4 separate regions of the Mus musculus genome follow, and regions 1, 2 and 4 are each linked to region 3. A link is a loop called in an ENCODE intact Hi-C map of the cell type or tissue named here. Cell type or tissue: heart. All regions are shown on one strand. Links, peaks and the distances in the headings refer to the core of each region. The heading gives the core; the rest is flanking DNA. Region 1 overlaps Serhl (serine hydrolase-like). Region 2 overlaps Gm32620 (a long non-coding RNA gene). Region 3 has its middle 11 kb from the start of Cyp2d26. Region 4 overlaps Gm52180 (a long non-coding RNA gene).

Region 1 (5,066 bases), core at 1,577-4,076, 310 kb after region 3:
ATGTATGTGCGTCAAACATCAAAGGTCTGCGGACTGCATTGGAGCCTTTGGAACTGGAGTTACAGATGACTGTGAGCTGCCATGTGGGTGCTAGGAACTGAACCTGGGTCCTTTAGAACAGCCAGTGCTCTTAACCACCGAACCATCTCTCCCATGCCCTTTTAAACTTTGTCACCTGTCTTAGTCTTCTCCTCATTGTCACTATTAAAACTACCTGAGTCCAGGCATGGTGGTGCACACCTTTAATCCTCACAGTGGCAGAAGCAGGCGGATCTCTGTGAGGTTGAGGCCTTGTCTACATAACGAATTCAGGCCGGGAAAGGTTACATAGTGAAACCTGTCTCAAAAATAAATATATAAATCCTTAAAAAAATGGGGGGGGGGGCTGCTGGTGGTGGTGGTGGGGGGGCACACACCTTTAATCCCAGCACTCAGGAGGCAGAGGCAGATGGATCTCTGGATTTGAGACCAGCTTGCTCCAGGACAGCCAGAGATGCCCAGAGAAACCTTGTCTCAAAACAAAACAAAACACATAAAAACTAGGTAACTTATAGAGAATAAGCATGTAAGGTTTGGTGTGTAGCTCCGTGGTAGAGTGCTTACCTATCATGCAGGAGGTCCTGGGTTCCACTCTAGCACTGCAGAAAAGGAAAGGAGATTTAGTTGAAGGCTCTGGGCGTGGTGGCGCACACGTTTAAGCCCTGCACTCAGAAAGTAGAGGCAGACCGGTTTTCGTGAGTTTGAAGCCAGCCCTGTCTAACAAACAAACAAAAACAAAAAACAAAGAAGCCCCATGTGACTTAGCACCAGAACCAAAAAATGAACATTAAATTAAAGAAGGTGTGGGGCTGGAGAGATGGTTCAGTGGTTAAGAGAACTGACTGCCCCGTCTCTACCCAGTCCTTGGTCTCTACCCAGTCTTTGGCTTTATCTCAATTTTAACAATGTACCCATGTTGGGGACACAGAATTGTAAACTCCTGTCCTGTGTTTGTCACTTCTGTCTTGACTTCTCTTGGACTGGTTTCTTTCTTCTTGAATGTAGAATTGTGGTATTCCCACTGGACACGTGTCTGTCTGACGGCTTCTGGCATTTGAATCATTTGTTCTTTGATGCTAATCAGGGAAGATTGACATTTGCATTTAGCTGTTTGTCATGTTGGGCACTCAGCCCACTTGCAGAAGGTGCTCAGATCTGACTTCCCCTTTGCTTTGGTGGCTGTGCCCAAGGTAGCCGACAGGCTTTCTCGTACACTGACACCTGCAGCCCTCCCTGTTCCCCTCCAGGAGCCGGTCCCAGAGTTGACTTCCCACCCCCTGCCAGCACTTGGAAATTCCCAAGGCTTCTGTGTTTCTTCAGGGCAGTGGAGGCTGCTCAGCCCCACCCCCAAGACCCCTGTACACATTTCTCCAGGAATCACCGATGTGGCCCAGGAGGGGTGTGGCAAAGCCTTCCTGGATGAGAGGAATTGTCCATCATCCATGGCAGGGACCTTGTCAGCCCACCGTAAAATGATGACATTTAGGCCTTTCTACTCCTCTGACAAGGAAGGCCACGGTTCTCATTACTCACTATTTCTTAGTGTTAAAGGTCCAAGCAGTTTCTTTCTCAGAGAAGTGGAGCCCAGAGTGGTGGTGTGCATCTTTAATCCCAGCACTCAGAGGCAACAAATCTTTGAGAATTGAGGCTAGCCTGGTCTACATAGTGAGTTCCAGGCCATCAAGGGCCACACAGTGAGATCCTATCTAATAAAAGCAAAAAGAGAAGGAGGGAGGGACGGAGGGAGGGAGCGAGGGAAGGATGGATGGAAGGAAGGAAGGAAGGAAGGAAGGAAGGAAGGAAGGAAGGAAGGAGAGAGAGAGCTTTATTGTCTCTATCATCCTATGCTGCCCCTCAGCGTCTGGAAGATGTGGGCAGACACCCTTGGCCAAGCTCTTCTCTGGAAGAATGCCAGGGATGGGGGAGTCCAGGGCTGCCTGACATCAGGGTGGCTCTCACCAGCCCAGATGAGTCCTGTGTGAAGGCTGGGACTTCTCTGGGCAGCCAGATGAGTGACACCTTCCCGTGACACGGAGCCCACTGTGCTTTGTGCTTTTCTCCAGGTCTGGTGCTGAACAGGGACCGGAGGATCTCTTGGGTAAGCGTCACTGTCTTTCTCCTTCCTTTGGTCTGTGGTCTCTTCTAAAAAGAAGTTTTGAAATTATATATGCATAACATAGGCTAGGCACAAGATACAATCCCCGGGGCTGGAGAGATGGCTCAAAGACCTCTTCCAGAGGTCCTGAGTTCAATTCCCAGCAACCACATGGTGGCTCACAGCCATCTGCCTTCTGGTGTGTCTGTAGAAAGAGACAGTGTACTCACATACATAAAAAAGGTACAATCCCCATTTAAGCTGCTTGTAAGTAGACTGCTGGTCCATAGTAAATATATTGTTTTGTATAACTGTCACCAACAGTTAGACCCCAACCTTTGTCACCCTCAGTAATACTGAGTCCTCATGCCGTGACTCTCCGGTAACCTCAAATTTACTTTCCTGTCCCAACCCCTATGCAAAAGGTCTCAGAGCAGCAGCTCAATTTGACTTTGCTTTCTGTTTTTATTTTATTACTTAAAAAAAACAAAAAAACAAAAAAACAAAAACAGTAGGCCAGGAAATGAAACTGGAAGAAGCTAAGAGATGTTGAGGGAGAGAGGCAGCTGACAAAAGGGGACAAGGTCCCCAGTATGGCCAGCCCACAGTGGCTTTCATGGAGGAACAAGCTGCCACAGAAACTCCAAAGAGCTTCACGTCTGCAGGCATGAGTGGAGGTAATGGCCCTTAATCCCTGCCTTGGGACCAACTTCAAATGAAGTTTGAGGCCTGATTGTACCCTTGAGCCAGATAACCCCAGTTCCTGAGGAAAAGCGGGGGGGGGGGGGGAGGCTGGAGGACAAGGCCCAAGCGCCAGCGTGCTCGACACTGCCACCTCCTGTTCCCTGTTGGCTGTGGCCGTGGCTCAGAGCCTCTCCACCCCTGCTGCACCCCACTCCATCCCCCACACCAGTGAAGCCGCTGTGTAGTCTGCGCCTACGCTCTCTGGGAGGCAGCCCCCAGGGCCTTGTCACAGCTGAGATGTGGGGCCTCGTAGGTGATGCGGGACTCTCTAATTTTGAGAATGTACCCATGGTTTTAGTCTGAGGAGCAGGACGAGGAGTGACTTTGTCGTGTGTCTGTGTGCACAGGTATGAAGTACTTGTGTCAGTGGAGGTCAGAGGATGACCTTCAGCAGTGTTCTCAGCTACAATCCTCAAATACATTTATTATCTTTTTTTTTTTTTTTTTGGAACATTTCCAAATGGGCTAAGCCAGCTGGCCAGCAAACTCCAAAGATCTACCTAATCTTGCCTCTTGACAACAGCTGAGATTACAAATGTCGCACAGATGCCCAGTTGTATGTTTTGTTTTGTTTGTTTTTATCCTGAAGTCTAAGGATCAGACTCAGGTTTTGAGACAAAGCACTCTACTGACTGAGCCATCTCTCTAGCCCAGGAGTGAATGTTTTAGATGAGACTGGGTATCAGATACTCACTAGGACCCAGTGCTATCTACCACTGACCTACATCCTCAGCCCACCGTACTACATCTTATACTTTATTAACTCCGTAATTTCTCCTATGAAGTCTCCTGATTCTAGCATGCATATCACACCCTGCAGTGCGTGTGACCTACAGTACCCATCAGTAGGTGTACGGGGCACTACAGCAGGCATATTAAACAGCAAGAACGGAGCAGGCAGGGCTAGGTGGAGACACAGGCTGTGGTCCAAAACAGAGTTTCACGTGGAAGCAGTCTCAAGGAGGGTATGAGCGAGCCCTGCTTGGCAGAGCCCAGAGCTGCAGCTGGACTGTGCTCTGGGGAGGGTCTGCAGGGGGCTCCTCAGCCCTGAGGGTCCCAAAGTAACCTCCATTGCTTCTCTGCCTCCAACACCCACACCCAGCTATAAAGGGTTCTGTGAGTGGATTCAGTTATGATCCCAACAAGAAGGAAGAATGGCTGGGGAGGGGGCGAGGGTGGGGAGCAGGGTAGGACTTTGATGAATAGAAGCCAGGAAGCTTTGATGAGTAATGACTTGGTGGACATTGGCCTCCTGGGCTGGGTGACCCAGCCGGCCTCACTGGGACCCAGCTGCCCTAATTACCCTGCCTGCAGGAGCACGTGGGGCTTCGTGGCAAGGGTTCACCCTTCACCCTGGTTTTGTCTCTGCAGCCAGAGAACAGCTTTGACTTCGTAAGCAAGGAGATGTTCGTGCACTCTGCGAAGAGCCTGCAGGCCAGCGTGCTAATGATCAAGTGAGTCTAGACTCCAGGGCCCCTGACAGACCCAGAGACCAGGGACCTCTAGGAAGGAGCCCGGCACGAGGTGTCCAGTTCTCCCAGTGGGACATTCCGCTGCTCAATCGGCCTTTCTCAGGAAACATCTTTGTCAGCAGGTGCTGGGAGGGATAAGACAAAGCGAGAGGTGGTCTGGTAGCCTTGGGGCAGGGGACAGGGAAAGGATGGCACCGTGGCTCAGCTGGTCTCGGGGGGAGCCTGTCTGTGATGACCGACTCCATGTCCTCGAGCTGAGAGCAGAGTGTGCTTTATAGGAACTGCACAGGCAGTCTTGGGAGCTCGTGAATAAGGCCCGCTTGGTTAGGAAAGATGGCCCTCTTGGTGCGCAGCTTCAGGAGCGATGAAAAAGGGGCTACACCACTAGCCAGACTGGACAGATTAACTCCGATGATCAGTGGGGTCACAGCAGGATTGTCTACACATCCAAGAATTCTGAACTAGGAACTTTTCCTGGACTAGCAACCCAGTTGGTGTAACTAGTCCTTTCCATGATGCGTGGCGGCCGCTGGCGGGAAGTCTGAGCCAAGGCTGCTGGTCTGCAGTGGTTGTGCTAGGGTGCTTAGCTGATAGCTTTTTTAACTTAAATTCGGAGTGTGTGTAGGGTTAACACCTTCATACATCAAGGCAAACCTCAACTCAAAACCATGGGAGTGGCTGGGCACGGTGGCTCACACCTAACTCAGGACTAGGGA
Region 2 (5,066 bases), core at 1,541-4,040, 230 kb after region 3:
CAATGGACATCAAACCAAGGCGCATTCAGAAACCTAAAGGTCTCCGTGACTCTCCAGCACCTGTCACCCAGTGCTTTGAGCTGTAGACCACCTGGGCTCCATTCCATTTGCTGTTTTTTTTTTTTTTTTTTTGTTTTTTTTTTCCTGTCCTGTGCCCCAGGCAGGAGCCCTGAATAAGTAGTAGCAAGGTTCGAAGGTAGGAGGAGGACAGGAAAGAACAGAGACTTCACAGCTCTGGGCTGGGCCTCTGAGCTTGACTTTGTAGATGAGATTCCTGGGGCCAGCACATGTCAGCCGTGGCGTGGGTCTCACTAGGCACCCGCTTACCCCCCATCTACCCTTTATATCTCGCTGGGCACATCCTCTGCCCACAGCACCAGCCTTCCTAACAGATACAGAAGAGCAAGAGCCCATCTTGAGGAGCCATGTCTAAAGGGAACAAAGATAACCCAGGACAACTCAGTATGACTGTGTGGTCCAGCCTAGCCGCTGGGGCCAAACACTCTTCACCTCCAACTTAATGGGCATGGCAACCCTATGTGCTGGTATCTGAAATTCCTTCCATTTAATAGGTGCAGAAACTGAGGCACAGAGAAGACAAAGTGATTTCTAACCACTATCCTAGCGCAGCAGTTCTCAGCCATCCTCATTCTCTAATCTTGGCCCGCCACCCCCAACCAAATAGTTACGTTCGTGGCTACTTTGTAACTTTAATTTTGCTACTGTTCTGAATCTCAATGTAACTTTCTGTGTTTTTCTCAAGGCCTTAGGTGACCCCTGTGTAAAGGTCATTCGGCAGCCCCAACAGGGGCTCATAGGTTGAGAACCTCTGCTCAGACTGAATACCTAAGGGACAGACAGCACACAGAGCAAGGGGACGCCAGGGAAGGAGGAAGGCTTGGCTGGCTCGGGTGGACGGCTTTGTGAACAGCCCTAAAGGAGGAAGTAGAGAGGGGAACCTGGAAGCACGTGGTCCCTTGCAGTCCCTGGGAAGGGGGGTGGGGCTTCCGTAGACTTAGACTAAAACTTCGATAACAAGACAAGTCTCCATGCTAAGTTTACTTCCACCAATGTTTCTTGTTGCCAGGCAGAGAAGAGAAGAAACCAAAGTCAGTCCTTTTTTTTTTTTTTTAAATTTATTTTCTTATTATATGTAAGTACACTACAGCTGTCTTCAGAGACCCCAGAAGAAAGCATCAGATCGCATTACGGATGGTTGTGAGCCACCATGTGCTTGCTGGGATTTGAACTCAGGACCTTCGGAAGAGCGGTCAGTGCTCTTAACCACTGAGCCATCTCTCCAGCCCCCAAAGTCAATCTTTTCCCCTCAGAGTGCCCCAGAAAGGGAGCTTGGACCCAGCCACTGCTGCCTGGCCTGGGCTTGGAGGTTTCTCTTGCAGACACAGAGGTACTAGGACGAGAGGATCAGACCCCTGACCCAGCTTCATGTCACCTCTTCCTTCCCAAGACTCCAGCTCCCAGAGAGACCTATCAGCAAGGAGATCCGGGCTGAGAGTGGCCACTCTGCTCTGACCACTCTGTTCAGGGTGTCAGGGTGTCTAGGGTGTCAGAGGTACACTCCTCTGTCCTGTACCTCACGCGTCCAACAGTGGCAATGGAAAGTTCCCATCCTGGGGACACTGGGCTCACATTTGGGAAGGATGCTCTCCCACCCTGTGTAGCTGACCTGCAGGCACCGGGCCGATGCGTTTGATCATTTGATCAGATCCTCACCAAAACAGGGCAAGAGAGCTGACCGTGACCCCAGGATAAACCATACAATCCCGAGCCGACCCTCGGTGAGCCACCTCCTTACCTAGGAGGGAATGAACTCCGCCATTGGAGGCAGGCAAACCCATCTGGAGCCCATCACCCTGCATGCTGATGGGAGGTTTCTGCCCTGGCAAGAAGCCCAGGCTGGCCCATCTCCAAATCTCACCTCGGTTCAGGCTGCCCTATATCTTTGGCTGTTCCTTCCATTTGAGACCTAGTTTTAAAGGCTTTTCATCTACGTGCTACTTCCATTCTCACAGAAACATTGTGTGGGAGGAGTTATCATTGCCCCTAATTTACAGATTAGAAAACTGAACTCAAGTTCCACCGCAAGGACGAAGGCAGATAGGAACTTGGGCTCCTGGCTCTTTGGCCCCTGTGTGTTCTTGCATCCTGCAGTCCCCCTGGTTTTCCCACCAAAACACCTATCCTAACTCTCATATAGTAAGAAAAATAGAACAAATGACTTGTTTGGAGGTGGTAACAGACAGTCTAGGACAAGCACCTAGGGTTCGCATGTTAAATACATACACGTAACATGTGGAGAAATAATGAAAGACAAAGGTAACTCCCATTTTCAACATTTCTTCCATGTAACAGCATGCACCCTGTGGGGCTCTTTGGATGGCTTTGTCACTGGAAGAAACAAGCACCACCCAGGAAGCTAATTGCTGGAGGTCCCGAGGAGTAGCTGTCAACCTACTGAGTCTTCTACCTTGGGATTTCTCTTCTGACCATGATGGACAGCCCCAGAACTGTTCTGTGCTGATGGCGCCACCTGGTGGCTGGCGTGGGAATGCCCTCAAAGGAGACTCCCGTGTCCCTTGGCGCTCTAAGGAACCTGGGCCATTCAGAGGCCAACACCTTGCCAAGTTAGACCCAGACATGAATGGCAGCAGGGTGGAGTAGTAGAATAGAGGTCAGGGTCAGGCAGTACACAATGTGCCAGGAAGACTGTGGAACCGAGAGCAGGGCCCCAGCGTGCCTCTTGGAGGCACTTCAGCCCTTCCTGGGGGCAGGAGAACAATTCACTTCTTCCAGACAGCTGCTTCTGCTGGAAGCACTTTCTAGTCTTTTCTAGAGCCTCCTTCCCAGCTGCTTACTGGCCGCCAGGCAAACCCCTCCCATCTTCTGCAGGCACAACTGGGGACTTTCCAGGGGCAGTCTCAGCCAATTAAGGAAACAATTAGCCTCCCCTGAGGCAAATTCATGCTTTGTCACCCACAGCACTCTGGTTCTGTGGGACTTGTGGGCACAAGATGTGTGTGTGTGTGTGTGTGTGTGTGTGTGTGTGTGTGTGTGTGTGTATCCCACCTTGAAGCTGTTTGGTGAAAGATTTAAAGAGACAGAGGTGAAATCACTTGACAAAAATAAGTCATAACAGAGACAAGTGTTAGCTGGCTGCACACCTGTGAGCCCAGTACTTGAGAGGTGGAGACAGGAGGATCAAGAGTTCAAGGCCTGTGGTGGTGGTGGTGGTGGTGGTGGTGGTATATGCCTTTAATCCCAGAGGCAGAGGCAGGTGCATCTCCATGAGTTTGAGGCCAGCCTGATCTACAAATCGAATTCCAGGAAAGCCAGGGCTGGAACAGAGAAAGACGTGTCTGGGGTGGGAGTGGGGGAATTAAACAAAGAAAAAAGAGTTCAAGACCCACTTAGGCCACATGGGCCCCCCTCCCTGTCTCTTCTGCAGGCAGCTGGTTCCTTGTTTCCGGTCCCTAGATGGGAGGGCACTGAGGAGTTGCTTCTAACAAGGATTCCTCAAGAAGACATGAAGGCTACAGACCTGAGTGGTCTATGCTGTCTGATGAAGGGCTGTAGGATGGGAAGGTGGCAGGGGAGTTTTCGGGAACAAGAGGTGGGACAGGAAAGGGAGGCCATGCAGGAACTTCCTCCACCTGCCAGGGCAGCTGAAGGTTATTGCAAGGGGTGGAGTTCAGGAAGCTGGGCAGCTACAGGAGGTCTCTTAGGACTGTCCCCGGACTTAGCCTCATTCCTTAGGAAAGTTCTGTCTCCTCTGCTACCCTCCCCTCCTCTCCACTTCCCTTTTTCCTTTTCCCTATGGCTGGGGCAGCCTCTCTCCCAGGGCTGCAGAGAGTGTGTCTAACCTACACATCTGTCTCACCCTCAGAAACCTCAAATCCAAAGCCAGCAAAGAATGTAGGCCCAACTGTTTTCAGGGATTCCTTCAGTGACCCTCAGGGAATTCTGGGTCACTCAATGTGGGGTACTATCCTAGGTAGGTATTGTTCTGGCTGCCTGCCAGGGAGGGCAGAGCCTAACACCTGCTCACCTAAGTCGAAACTCCCTAGGAACCCAGCAGGAAACAGCTCAAACAAGGTCCGAACCATGGCGTCGTCCCCAGGCCAAGGTCAAGGCATGACTAAGGCTCTTCAAAAAGTTTCTAGGGTACCAGATATGGGGGTACACACCTGTAACACCAGAACTCAGGAGACAGAGGCAGGAGGACAGAGCGAGTTTAAGGCCAGCCAGACGTGTGTTTGTGTGTGTGTGTGTGTATGTGTGTGTGTATGTGTGTGTGTGTTCTTAAAAGGCTAGGGCTGAAGGCATATTTCTTCCCTTGAGCATCCTCTGATGAAAATTGCCTTCTTCCTAGGATCTAAGCGTGAACAGGGGCAAGAGAAGCTGTTACTGTTGCTGTCTGCAGCCAGAGTCTGTTTCTTTTTTTCTTCTTTAAATGTATTTACTTATATTTGTGTGTGTGTGTGCACACATGTGCACCCCAGAAAGAGCTAAGACCCTACTTCTGATTCTTCTCTCACCCTCTCATAGATGTTTTGGCCTCTGGTAGCATGCCTACCCTATGTGTGTATGTGTGTGTGTGTGTGTGTGAGTCACAGGCAGAGGGCAGGGTCAGTGGAAAGAGGAGCTGCCTGTGGCCTGCCCCTCCAGTCAGCTTCCCCATATTAGTGAGAGGAGGCCTCTGTGACCCTTTATGCCTTTGCCCTGGATAGGTGGGGCTTTTCCTTGGATCTTAAAGCCTTCTTCCCAGTACACCAAGCAAGGTCTCCATTCTTGCCACAGATAGGATAAGGGGGTCCTGGCTCCCCTCCTTCATCTTTCCAGGACACCCTGAACCCTTAAACCTCCCCTTCCCTACCAAGAACAGCCCCGCTTGCACTCACTGCTATCTGGCTGGGGTCTCTCTCATGCTGGGTCACACAGTCTCCCTGGAGTGCTTTCACTGCCCCTCCCCCCTGAGCTTGAGCTGCAGCCAAGTAGCTGTAGAGACCTCCAGTGCCTTGAAGCCCTCCTTCCTCTGCGGACATGGG
Region 3 (5,066 bases), core at 1,558-4,057:
CTGGGTTCAGCAAGATCCTAAGATGCTGCCCCAGTTCCTTCTACGTACTGTCTCCACCATAAAACCCAATGGCTTTTACTGAATTGTTGACTACATCATCACTCCCATTAGTGTCTGTCCTGGTCACTGACTCTTCTGTGCCATTTTTGCCACCCCATACACATCCAGACCTTTGCCTTTGGATCTGTGACTAAAGCCCAAGTGTTCACACTTGGGAACTGGTGGGTGGTCTAAGGTGTTCTCTTCATCTTTACCAGCACTCTTGCTACTGTGTGTTGGTCACACTGGTTCCTTAAAGGCTACCTGTAGGCTGATCAGCTCTTTGAAGCAGTGCTGAAGCTGAAGTGGAAGAGCAGAGAACTTACAAGTGAAGCTCCCCAGCAGATAGCAAGAACCAGTAAGATCTGCCACAGGAGCTTTCTGTTGTGTGTTGCTTGTTACTGTCCTCAGAGCCTTAGATATGTAGAGCAAATGCTCTACCACTGAGCTGCATCCTCAGCATGAGATCTGTTGCCTTGTGGCTGGGAAGTCTATCATAGAAGTTCAGCAAAGGACCGTTACTCGATACACTTGCTCAGCAGTGACCTAGCCAGAACCAGTACACCTGTCCTCAGTTCCTTGAGGTACAAGACCTATGTAACACCAAGAGATCTGATCTGCCACAGCACCTCTTTTCCTGACAGAAATGTTGCACTAGACCCTAACATTCCTGCCCCACCCCCATCAAGACCTCCTCCAATAGGATTAATGGCTTGGGACTTATGACTTCTGCTGTGTCTGATTGGATCTCATATCTGAAGCACAGCCTGCCCTACTTGTGTTTGTCCTTCCATACTTCTGCTCTTGGAAGTGCACCATCTTCAGGTCCCGAAATCTTTCTTTTGGAGGTTTGTGGATTTACTGTGTACTGCTAAGGTCACCACGACCTATGCTGCCTTCTATCATGAACTCCCTCACTTTGTACAGACATGTTCTCAAACTTTACTTGCAGCAGGCTGCCTAACTCAGGAAGTGGCACAGGACTTGGAGGATAGCAGACAGGTCAGTTATCCATCAAGCCCACCACATGCAAAAGAGAGCTGTGGATATGACCATTGGCCACAGCCCAGTCTGCAGCCCCATGGCTGCTTCCAGGATTCGTTGGGGACCCCTCTTAGTCCTTACTCCAGTCACTCATGAAAGGAAATACTAACATTGCCTAGGCACTTTGTTCCTTACAAAGGAGCTAAGGCTGCCCTTTGTTCTCTTGTGCTAAGCCAAGCTGTTAACTGGCAAGCTAGAGCAGTAGTTCTCAATCTTCCTAATGCTGCAACCCTTTAATACAGTTCTTCACACTGTGGTGACTACCGACCAAAAAAACCATTTCATTGTTACTTCATAACTGTAATTCTGTTGTCATGAATTGTTAGTATCAGATATGTGACTCCTGTGAGGGATCATTTGACCACAACACACAAATGAAAAGGGATTTCAACCCACAGGTTGAGAACCTGCTGTGCTAAAGCGTGAAGGTGGAAGGAAAAATTGGCTGGGCAGGCTAGGCTCCATGGCCCAAGCACCACTGGCCCTCTTGTTTGCAGAAAATGATGGGCTGATGACAAGGAAAGGCTAAGCTACCTAGTTATGGTAGCAAGTGCTAGTAGAATGGCCTGTGTGAACAAGCAAACAACAGTAAAAGGAAGGCAGTTGGAATCTACATAAATCTTTAGAACAAGTCTGAAGTCATTCAGTTGATTACACAACCTGGAACTTCTCAGATCTGGTCACTGTCAGAGAGAACTGACATCTAAAGGATGGTCCAGTTGCTTTTTGAACAAAAATGAATCTTCATTTACCTTTACTTCTTGTGTGTCAAGTCTGCCCCCAAGTCATTTTAATGGCATATGGAGAGTGGTATTCCCCTTATGCCAGAGGCCTGTGGTTAGGATGGGCCAACCACAAGGAAAATTAAAGAGTGAGGCTTGTGCCTTCCAAGGCTGGTACTTCTGTGCCAGGCACTGCTGTTCCCACCGCACGTGCCAACTCATTAGTTCTCCCCAGGGTCCTCAGAGGCAGGTGTTTTCATGCTATAAGAGCATAAGTGACAGCAAGTCAATGTGGTATTGCACTGTACCAGACTACTACTTGATCTGAGCAGCAATTCTGTACTGCTTGCACATGATAGTTCACTGATGGCCAATACTGACTTATTGCTTTAGAAAAACTCAAACTAGCCATGCTTTGGGACCCATGTCACGGGGTTAAATGTACAATGTACTGGTGGGCCCTCTAGACACTCTCATGAGACACTGAGCTTCAAAATACTGTAGCTATGAAGTGAATTAGGTCTACACTTGAGTCCTGTAGGCTTCAGAGAGCCCTATATGACCCAAACACTATTGTGAGAACTCTAGACCAGTTACGAAGCTGTAGTAGCCAGCCAGTGAAGTTCCATTAAGAGGAAGGTTTGATCATTTTTATGACATTTCTTCGTTTGGGGAATAGCCATGTCAATGGAAGGAAACTTCTAATTCCCAGCTCTACCCACAAGAGTGTCAAATATCTAGCTTAAGAAATGGGTAGCCTCTTGAGCTGCAGTCCCAACAACCATCACTGGGGGGAGCCAGAGATTACAGGCAGGGGAAGCTGCAAACTCATAGGAGTTGTTTAATGGGCAGTTTCTATTTTGCAAGATGAAAAAATGTCAGATCTTAGTTGCAGAACATAAAGAAAATATTCACACTTCTAAAAAAAATCACAACTCTAAATTTTAATATGCTTTTAAAAGAGAGCCTAGAGAAATGGCTCAATGGCTAAGATTGCTGGTTGATCTTCCAGAGGACTCAGGTTCAGATCCCTGCACCCACATGCCAGCTTACAACTGTTCTGTAAATCTAGTTCCAGAGGACCTTCTACAGGTACTAGGCACACAAGTAGAACACAGTCATATATAAATAAAAATTAAAGGTTTTTATGAAGTCAAGTACATTTTTATTTAAGGGATTTGATTCCTTTGCTGTCCATCCAGGTCATCTGAAAATACCCCCTTCTCCAAGGAGATCCAGTTGTGCTTTTCATTTACATTTCTAATGTTATCCTCTTTCCTGGTTCCCCCTCTGCAAACCTCCTATCCGATCCCCTCTTACACTGTTTCTATGAGGGTGCTCCCCCACCCACCCATGCCTCACAGGCCTAGCATTCCTCTACACTGGGGCATCAAGCCTTCACAGGACCAAGGGCCTCCCCTCACATTAATGCCAGATAAGGCCCTTCAGTTCCTTCAGTCCTTCCCTTAACTCCTCAGTCCAATGGTTGGCTGCATCCACATCTGTACTGGTCAGGATCTGGCAGAGCCTCTCAGAAGACAGCTGTATCAGGCTCCTGTCAGCAAGCACTTCTTGGCATCAGCAATAGTGTCTGGGTTTGGTGCCTGCATGGATCCCCAGGTGGGGCAATCTTTAGATGGCCTTTTCTTCAGTCTCTGCTCCACACTTTGTCCCTGTATTTCCTTTAGACAGGAGCAATTCTGGGTTAACATTTTGGAGACGGGTAGGTGGCCCCATCCCTCAACCAGGGGGGACCATGTCTAACCTCTGGATATAGTCTTGACAGGTTCTCCCTCCCCTTTGTGGTATTTCAGCTAATGCAATCCCCATGGGGTCCTGGGAGGCTCTTGCTTTCCTGGCATCTGGAATTTCCTGGTTGCTACCCCCAGTTCCCCATCCCCCATTGCTATACACCTCTTTTCAATTTCCTGATCCTCTGTGCATCTCCTCCAATACCTGATTCTGCCCCTCTTTTCCCCCTCCTTCTTTCTTCCTCCCAAGTCCCTCATACCCTCTACCCCCTTGATTATATTGTTTAGAGTATTAAAAATAATCTACATACATACATACCTATCAATATGGCTAACATAAAAAATATCTCCACACGCTGGCAAGGATGTTAACAGGAACTCCCATTCATGGGTCATAAGAATAGCAAAAAAAAAAAAAAAAAAAAAAAAAAAGGAAAAGAAAAAAGAAAAAGAAAAAAAGGAAGTTTAGCAGTTGCTTATACAACATTTCTTTACCATATGACACACTGATCTGAAAACGTGTGCTTACACAGAAACCTGCACAGTATTTATGGTAGCTCTATTTATAAGTGCCCAAATTGGAAGCAATAAAGATGTCCTTTGGCAAACAGGAAGTAGGAAAAACTGGGCATATCTAGACAATAGAGTATTTTTTTGGCAGCAACAAAAAAAAAAATGAACTTTGTAGCCATAAATACATGAAGGAACCATAAACATGTATCACTAAGTTGGAAACAGCCAATCTGAAGTGGCTATACACTGTATGACTAACTATACACCACTCTAGAAAAGGCAAAACTATGATGATGATAAAAAGACCATTGGCTGTCAGGTTTTGGAAAGGAAGGGAGAAGCAATTGGCACAGCTGTATTAGGGTAGCGAGCTGTCCTGTAAGAAACAGTAATGGGGGTGCACGGGTGTTATAAGTTTGTGTAAATCTATGAAGTATCCAGTACACAGCATAAGGAGCAAACCTTGACATAAATCACAGACGTAAGAGGCAATTATGAAGTATCACAACACATGTGCTACTCCAGAGGGCCACACCCACAATGAGATGAGCTGCCACAGGAGGATGCAGGTCCATAGGAGCTTATCTTCTGTCCAAAGCTACCATGAACCTAAAACTGCTTTCACAAAACCTATTACAACACACATGCACTGACCTTATAAACTGCAGGAACTGAAAGGCAGAGACAGCCACGGCACTGCCCAAGTCAGGAAACTGCCATCAAGAGGAACTGAATAGGGTCACTGCCCACTCAAGTCATTTCTGAATCTCATCAATAAAGCTGTGCTCAGGTCCCACCAGCAAATGGAATGGGAACAAAAGAACAAAAGGGAAAGTGACGAACATCGGCTGTCAGGAAAATATTTTCCTCAAGACACCCATTCTTCAAGTTTTATGGCTTAGTCCATGACACCTGAAATCTATCAATTTCATTTTAACCGTGTTAATCCAGGTTACCAACAAGAGACGCTAACCAGTTCAAAAGCCATCATTTCTAT
Region 4 (5,066 bases), core at 1,425-3,924, 540 kb before region 3:
ATGATGGGTTTGGAAGGTTGCATAAGAGTTTTCCGTGTAAGGGAAGAGGAATATGCCAGGAAAAGCTGTGATGTCCCTAGGGTACCTACTGAGAACTGGGTTGTGTCACGAGGCCAGAGCATGGAATACAGTTGTGACTGGTAGCGGGGGATTGGAGCGTGGCTTTTCCTTCCTTCCTTCCTTCCTTCCTTCCTTCCTTCCTTCCTTCCTTCCTTCCTTCCTCCTCCTTCCCTCCCTTCTTTCCTTCCTTCCATCTTTTCTTCTGCCCCTCCACCCCCTCAACCCCCCTTTGTGGGTGTTGTTCTTTTTCCAAGACAGGGTTTCTCTGTGTATCTCTGACTGTTCTGGAACTCCGTCTGTAGACCAGGCTGGCCTTGAACTCAAGAGATTTAGCTGCCTCTGCCTCCCAAGGGTTAGGATTAGCCTGTGCCACTCACCTGGCTGGAAGGCAGCTTTTCGAGGCAGTTTAGACCTAGGAGAAAACCCGATGAGCTTGTAGTTACCACTTCCTTCTGACCCCATCGGCAACTTATTCCTGCCCTGGTTTGTGTGTGATTTTTTGACGTGCCATGGAGAAGTGTCTCAGCATGGCGGCCAGTAGCCTGGTTTTGGCAGGGAACCCTGGAAACCGAGATTGCAGGGGATTTTTTTTTCAGCTGCTTTAGGAGATTTTGTGGAGTCCCAGGGGCTGGCAGGGCTTGCCAGAGTGGGTGTGTCTGTGCTCAGCCCAGAGCCAGAGGACAGGGAATTAGCGTGTGCAGGGTCCTGAGTGGGAACGGCTGCAGTGTTCGAATTCCAGCTGAGAGGGCAGGACAGGCTTCTCTCTGTTCCTCCCCCGCTGTTCTCCTGCCCGAGCTCCAAGGCTAATAGAGGCCAAAAGAGTAGCTTAGAGGGAAGTGTGGAGGCTTTCAGCGCCCTTGAAAAGTGGCCACCAGGAGTACCTCATGGGTGTGGTGACGCACACCTTTGATCCCAGCACTCAGGAGGCAGAGGCAAGTGGATTTTCTGAATCAGAGGAATTGAGTTCCAGGACAGCCAGGGCTACTTAGAGAAACCCTGTCTCAAAAACCACAACAAAGAAACAAGAGAACAATGGCTGGGAAAATACTCCATAGGTGAAATGCTTGCAGCATAAGCATGAGCTGGCTTCCCAACACCCACATAAAAGTCAAGTGTACCTGTACCCTCGGTAGGACGGAGGCAGAGACGGGAGGGTCCCTGGAGTTCATTGCGCAGGCACCCTAGCTAAATCAATGCGTTCCATGTTTATTAAGAGATTCTCTCAGAAAACAAGAGGGAGAGTGAGGAAGACACCAAGCATTGACTTCTGACCTCTGTATGCAGGCAGATATCCATGCATGCACAACATACACATATGTGCACGTACATGAGCAGGTACACATGGTGGTCACAATCTGGGTTAACAATCTTTCCGGGGGACTTAGGTAGGCAGACCTTCTCCCTCTCGCCCACCCGGAGTTAAAGTATGGAGATCTGAGAGCCTAGCCCATGCTTTGGACTCTGTGTGACTCTGGCAAGACCCTCTCTGGTTTTGTGGCTTTGAGTAGCTTCCCACAGGTTTTTGGCAATCGAAAGAAACCATGGGGGTAAATAGACAAGCAAATAGATTAAAAAAAAAAAAGATTTATTTTATGTATATGAGTACACCATTGCTCTCTCCAGACACACCAGAAGAGGGCATCAGATCTCATTACAGATGGTTGTGAGCCACCATGTGGTTGCCAGGAGTTGACCTCTGGAAGAGCAGTCGGTGATCTTAACCGCTGAGCCATCTCTCCAGCCTGAAAATAGAAATTTTAAGGCTGCAACTGTGTGTGTGCAAACGTGTGTGTGTATGCTTGTGTGTGTGCATATATGTGTTTGTGCATGTGTGTGTGTTTGTAGATCTGTATGTTTATGGCTGAATTCAGCATCCTCTACATGTTAGGCACACCATCCACCACCAAGCTGCCTACCTCCAGAGTCATCGGTTTTCATAGCTCCCATAGAGTGAGGGCAGTGTACAGTAACAGCGCTGGGCGAGACTTGAGGCTCCCCGAGGTCACTCTCAGCCTGAAATGTGTCCATACCACTGCTTACCAAACAGTCCTGGCTCCTCAGCTCTCAGTGTGCCATAGAAGTTTACCTTCCTGCCTTCTAGTAATGGGCGGCTCATCCAGCTTGTTCTGGCCAATGAGTTCTAATTAAATCAAAGCCATTAGTGGCTGGCAAGGGGATTCATTAATCTGCAGTTTGTCACAACCCCTGGCAATAATGACCTGGAGGGCCCTAGAGCAAAGGTGACGTGGGACATAGTTGGTTCATGGTGTTGTGGACAGGAGCCATGAATGAGAAACTAGTTCTTAGTGTCACGGCCTCTAGGGTTTTGGAAGTTTGTCACCCATGCTATCTAAGCCTACCCCTATTATAGAACAATGTGGGGCCCAGAAAGACAAAGAGATGTTCCAATTCACGTGGCTGCAGAACACACAAGTTTGAGAGGTATCATAGCACGCACTCTTTGTCAGGGGGGCCACCGTAAAGATTGGAGTGAAGGTGTCTGTTTTTGGAGGACCCTTGAAAGCGTCTCAGTGTTTGGTGGGAAAATGCACAGGTGCACAGTACCATTTCTGGCCACTAGAGGGCAGCTGGACCCAAGTTTGTAATTGAGGTGGGGCTGCGGCAACCAACTCTGCTAAGCCCCACGTTTGGAAACTGTGGGTGGCCACCAGAAAATAAATGTGGGAGTGGAGAAAACTGGGCAACAGCAAAAGCTTTCTTTTTCTTTTCTTTTCTTTCTTGATAGTGTTTCTGTGTATAGCCCTGGCTGTCCTGGAACTCACTTTGTAGACCAGGCTGGCCTCGAACTCAGAAATCCGGCTGTCTCTGCCTCCCGAGCGCTGGGATTAAAGGCGTGCGCCACCACCGCCCAGCAGCAAAAGGTTTCTGAATGCACAACAACCCTGAATCATCGAACTCAAAATGAATCTGGGCTGTTTCTGCCAACTCTTGTGTGTTAGTATTGAACGTTCGATGTGCACACTTTGACCGACGCATGCCATACACTGCCGAGGAATACCACCTAAAAGCTCACAGACGCTATGGTACATTGTAAATTGCAATGTCTTTGCTGCTAATGTAGAAACATGATGGAAAACGAAGTCAGCATTTTCCTCCAGTTGCTCCTTATTGGCTAAGTAGAAACTTAGCTCAGTCCATGGCTGTGCATAAACCAGGTGTGGCAGAGCCCGCCCGTAATCGCAGCCACCATCACTGGAGGCCCGAGGACACCAGTTCAAGGTCATTTTTGGAAGTTTAGGGCCAACTTGGTATATGTAAGACCCCATCTAAAACAAAAACATCTGCTTCAGCTGCTGTCTGGAGTTTCAGAAGAAGACTAAGGGAGATCTGACTTGGGAGTAGGGTAACACATTTCTAACAATTTCTGAATACAGGCCATTTGCTATTATTTTAATTTATGCAAAATGGCAGTCTGAGCATTGCCAATGATACAATCAAAATATCCATCAGTTCTAGGAAAAAACCCACTGAAACAGCTAAGATTTAGTTTCATAAAAACAAACGAACATCTCTACCTCATTAATATGCAAATTTGCCTTTGTCTTTAACAAATGGTAAACTTTTACGTGTACCAAAGAATTATTTTAAAATAAATTTCTTTTTTTCAAATTAATGTTATCTATTTGGTGTTATTCTGTTTTGTTGTTTCTGTGGCTCTGGGGACTGAACTCAGAGTTTTATGCACGTCAGCCGGGAGCTCTGTCACTATACCAATCCCCAGGCAAAATGGATCAATTCCTTTGAATTATTCTCAGTAAGTACTCGATGTATAGGACTGTATTCTATACCTATATACATGACGCTGAGTACAAATGTCTCGGCTACAGCGGCTGCAGATAGAAAAAATGACAAGAGGTTTGCTCAGAGATGGTCAGTCAACCCTGGAGGGAAAGGAGGCAGACCAGCAGGCGAAAGACAGAGATGGATGGGACGCGGGTCTTGCTCTGAAAGGAGGGAGGCGGGGTGGATTCTAGATCTTCAGGCTGGAAGAAATCACTTCAGGGCATCTAATCTCTAACTGAGAAGACAGCTGAGAACTAGGAGGGTTTTGTTATTGTTGTTAGGTTTGGTTTTTTTGTTTGCTTGTTTTTTTCCGGGACAGGATTTCTGTGTAAAGCCCTGGCTGTTCTGGAACTTACTGATACCGGCCTCTACCTCCTAGTGCTGGGATTAAAAGTGTGTGCCACCACCTCCTGGCCTATTGGACAGGAGTCTTATAATGAGTGGTCAGGCAAGGAGAACCCAGGGCCCCTGACTTCAGCCCCACCCAGCTGCTTGATCTCCAGGAGGTAATAAGGCAGTGTAGGCCCTACAGAGCCGGCTCCCCAGGGTGTCCAGGCTGATTTTGCCACCTCTTTCTTTTCTCAGGGCCTCAAAACATGTAGGGAGGGGAAAGAACTCAGACAGCGCCCCTCCCCCTCCACTGTGATTGCTTGCAGGTTGCCTGGTAACCAGGGCATAGCCAGCTATGGCAACCTAAGGCTCAGAGGGATGAGAATGGGATGAGAAGAGAAGAGGATCCTGGGCCCACACGTTCATCATTCAGTCACTGTGAGAAACATGCTGAGTGATTCTTGTTAGGCCCTGGGACCCAGAGAAGGATAAGATCTGCGTCTTTCAGGACTTTGCTGTCCAATATGGTAGATGGACATTCAAATGAAATAAAATTGAAAAAAAAAATCCAGGTCCTTGGTCATCATAGAATAGTGGTAAGTGCTCGGGAGCCGCCTGTGGCTGGTGGCTATTTTATTGGACAGTGGACACATAGAACATTTCCATTATCACAGAAAGTTCTATTGGCCGGCCAGAAGCTCACTCGCCAAGGCGAGCAGCTCACAGGAAAGCAGGCCAGAGCCCCCAGTGTTGTGGGGTATGGCAGAAAGGAAGTGGCAAGATGATGGGTCGAGGACATGCCAAGAGAACGTTGGGCTTGGCTCCTGGCTCAGAGTGAGTGTTTAGGGCACGTCTGTGGCCTGCACTCTGTG

What was found. Peaks named below come from ENCODE experiments on the same cell type or tissue, not always from the same donor. Only the 100,000 strongest peaks of a DNase experiment are listed, where the experiment ranks them.
Region 1: a loop joins it to region 3, with 5 times the contacts of the local background. A loop is called at or near these places in 18 of 42 quality-filtered maps.
Region 2: it touches region 3 in a loop (6-fold over the local background); 36 of 42 quality-filtered maps call a loop at or near these places.
Region 4: a loop joins it to region 3, with 4 times the contacts of the local background. A loop is called at or near these places in 3 of 42 quality-filtered maps.

Annotation. Positions count from the first base shown.
Region 1 is chr15:83,110,108-83,115,173 of GRCm38, forward strand. It overlaps Serhl (serine hydrolase-like), which reads left to right. Exons shown (of 12, transcript NM_023475.3): 9 at 2,103-2,137; 10 at 4,250-4,332. Among named protein-coding and RNA genes, the nearest start is that of Rrp7a, 10 kb to the right of the region's middle. In heart, for the core only: a CTCF peak has its summit at 3,012 (motif pointing left); a DNase peak (open chromatin) is centred at 3,004; H3K4me3 peaks cover 310 bases.
Region 2 is chr15:83,035,350-83,040,415 of GRCm38, forward strand. Gm32620 (a long non-coding RNA gene) reads left to right here. Exons shown (of 3, transcript XR_384275.3): 3 at 2,374-3,241. Among named protein-coding and RNA genes, the nearest start is that of Nfam1, 4.5 kb to the left of the region's middle. In heart, for the core only: a CTCF peak has its summit at 2,567 (motif pointing left); DNase peaks (open chromatin) are centred at 1,722, 2,682 and 3,662.
Region 3 is chr15:82,802,855-82,807,920 of GRCm38, forward strand. No RefSeq gene overlaps it. Among named protein-coding and RNA genes, the nearest start is that of Cyp2d26, 11 kb to the left of the region's middle. In heart, for the core only: no CTCF peak of the experiment used is centred there; a DNase peak (open chromatin) is centred at 2,617.
Region 4 is chr15:82,263,915-82,268,980 of GRCm38, forward strand. Gm52180 (a long non-coding RNA gene) reads right to left here. Exons shown (of 3, transcript XR_003951511.1): 3 at 1,625-1,802. It overlaps Septin3 (septin 3), which reads left to right and starts at 4,888. Exons shown (of 12, transcript NM_001368785.1): 1 at 4,888-5,066. In heart, for the core only: a CTCF peak has its summit at 2,633 (motif pointing right); no DNase peak of the experiment used is centred there; H3K27me3 peaks cover 323 bases.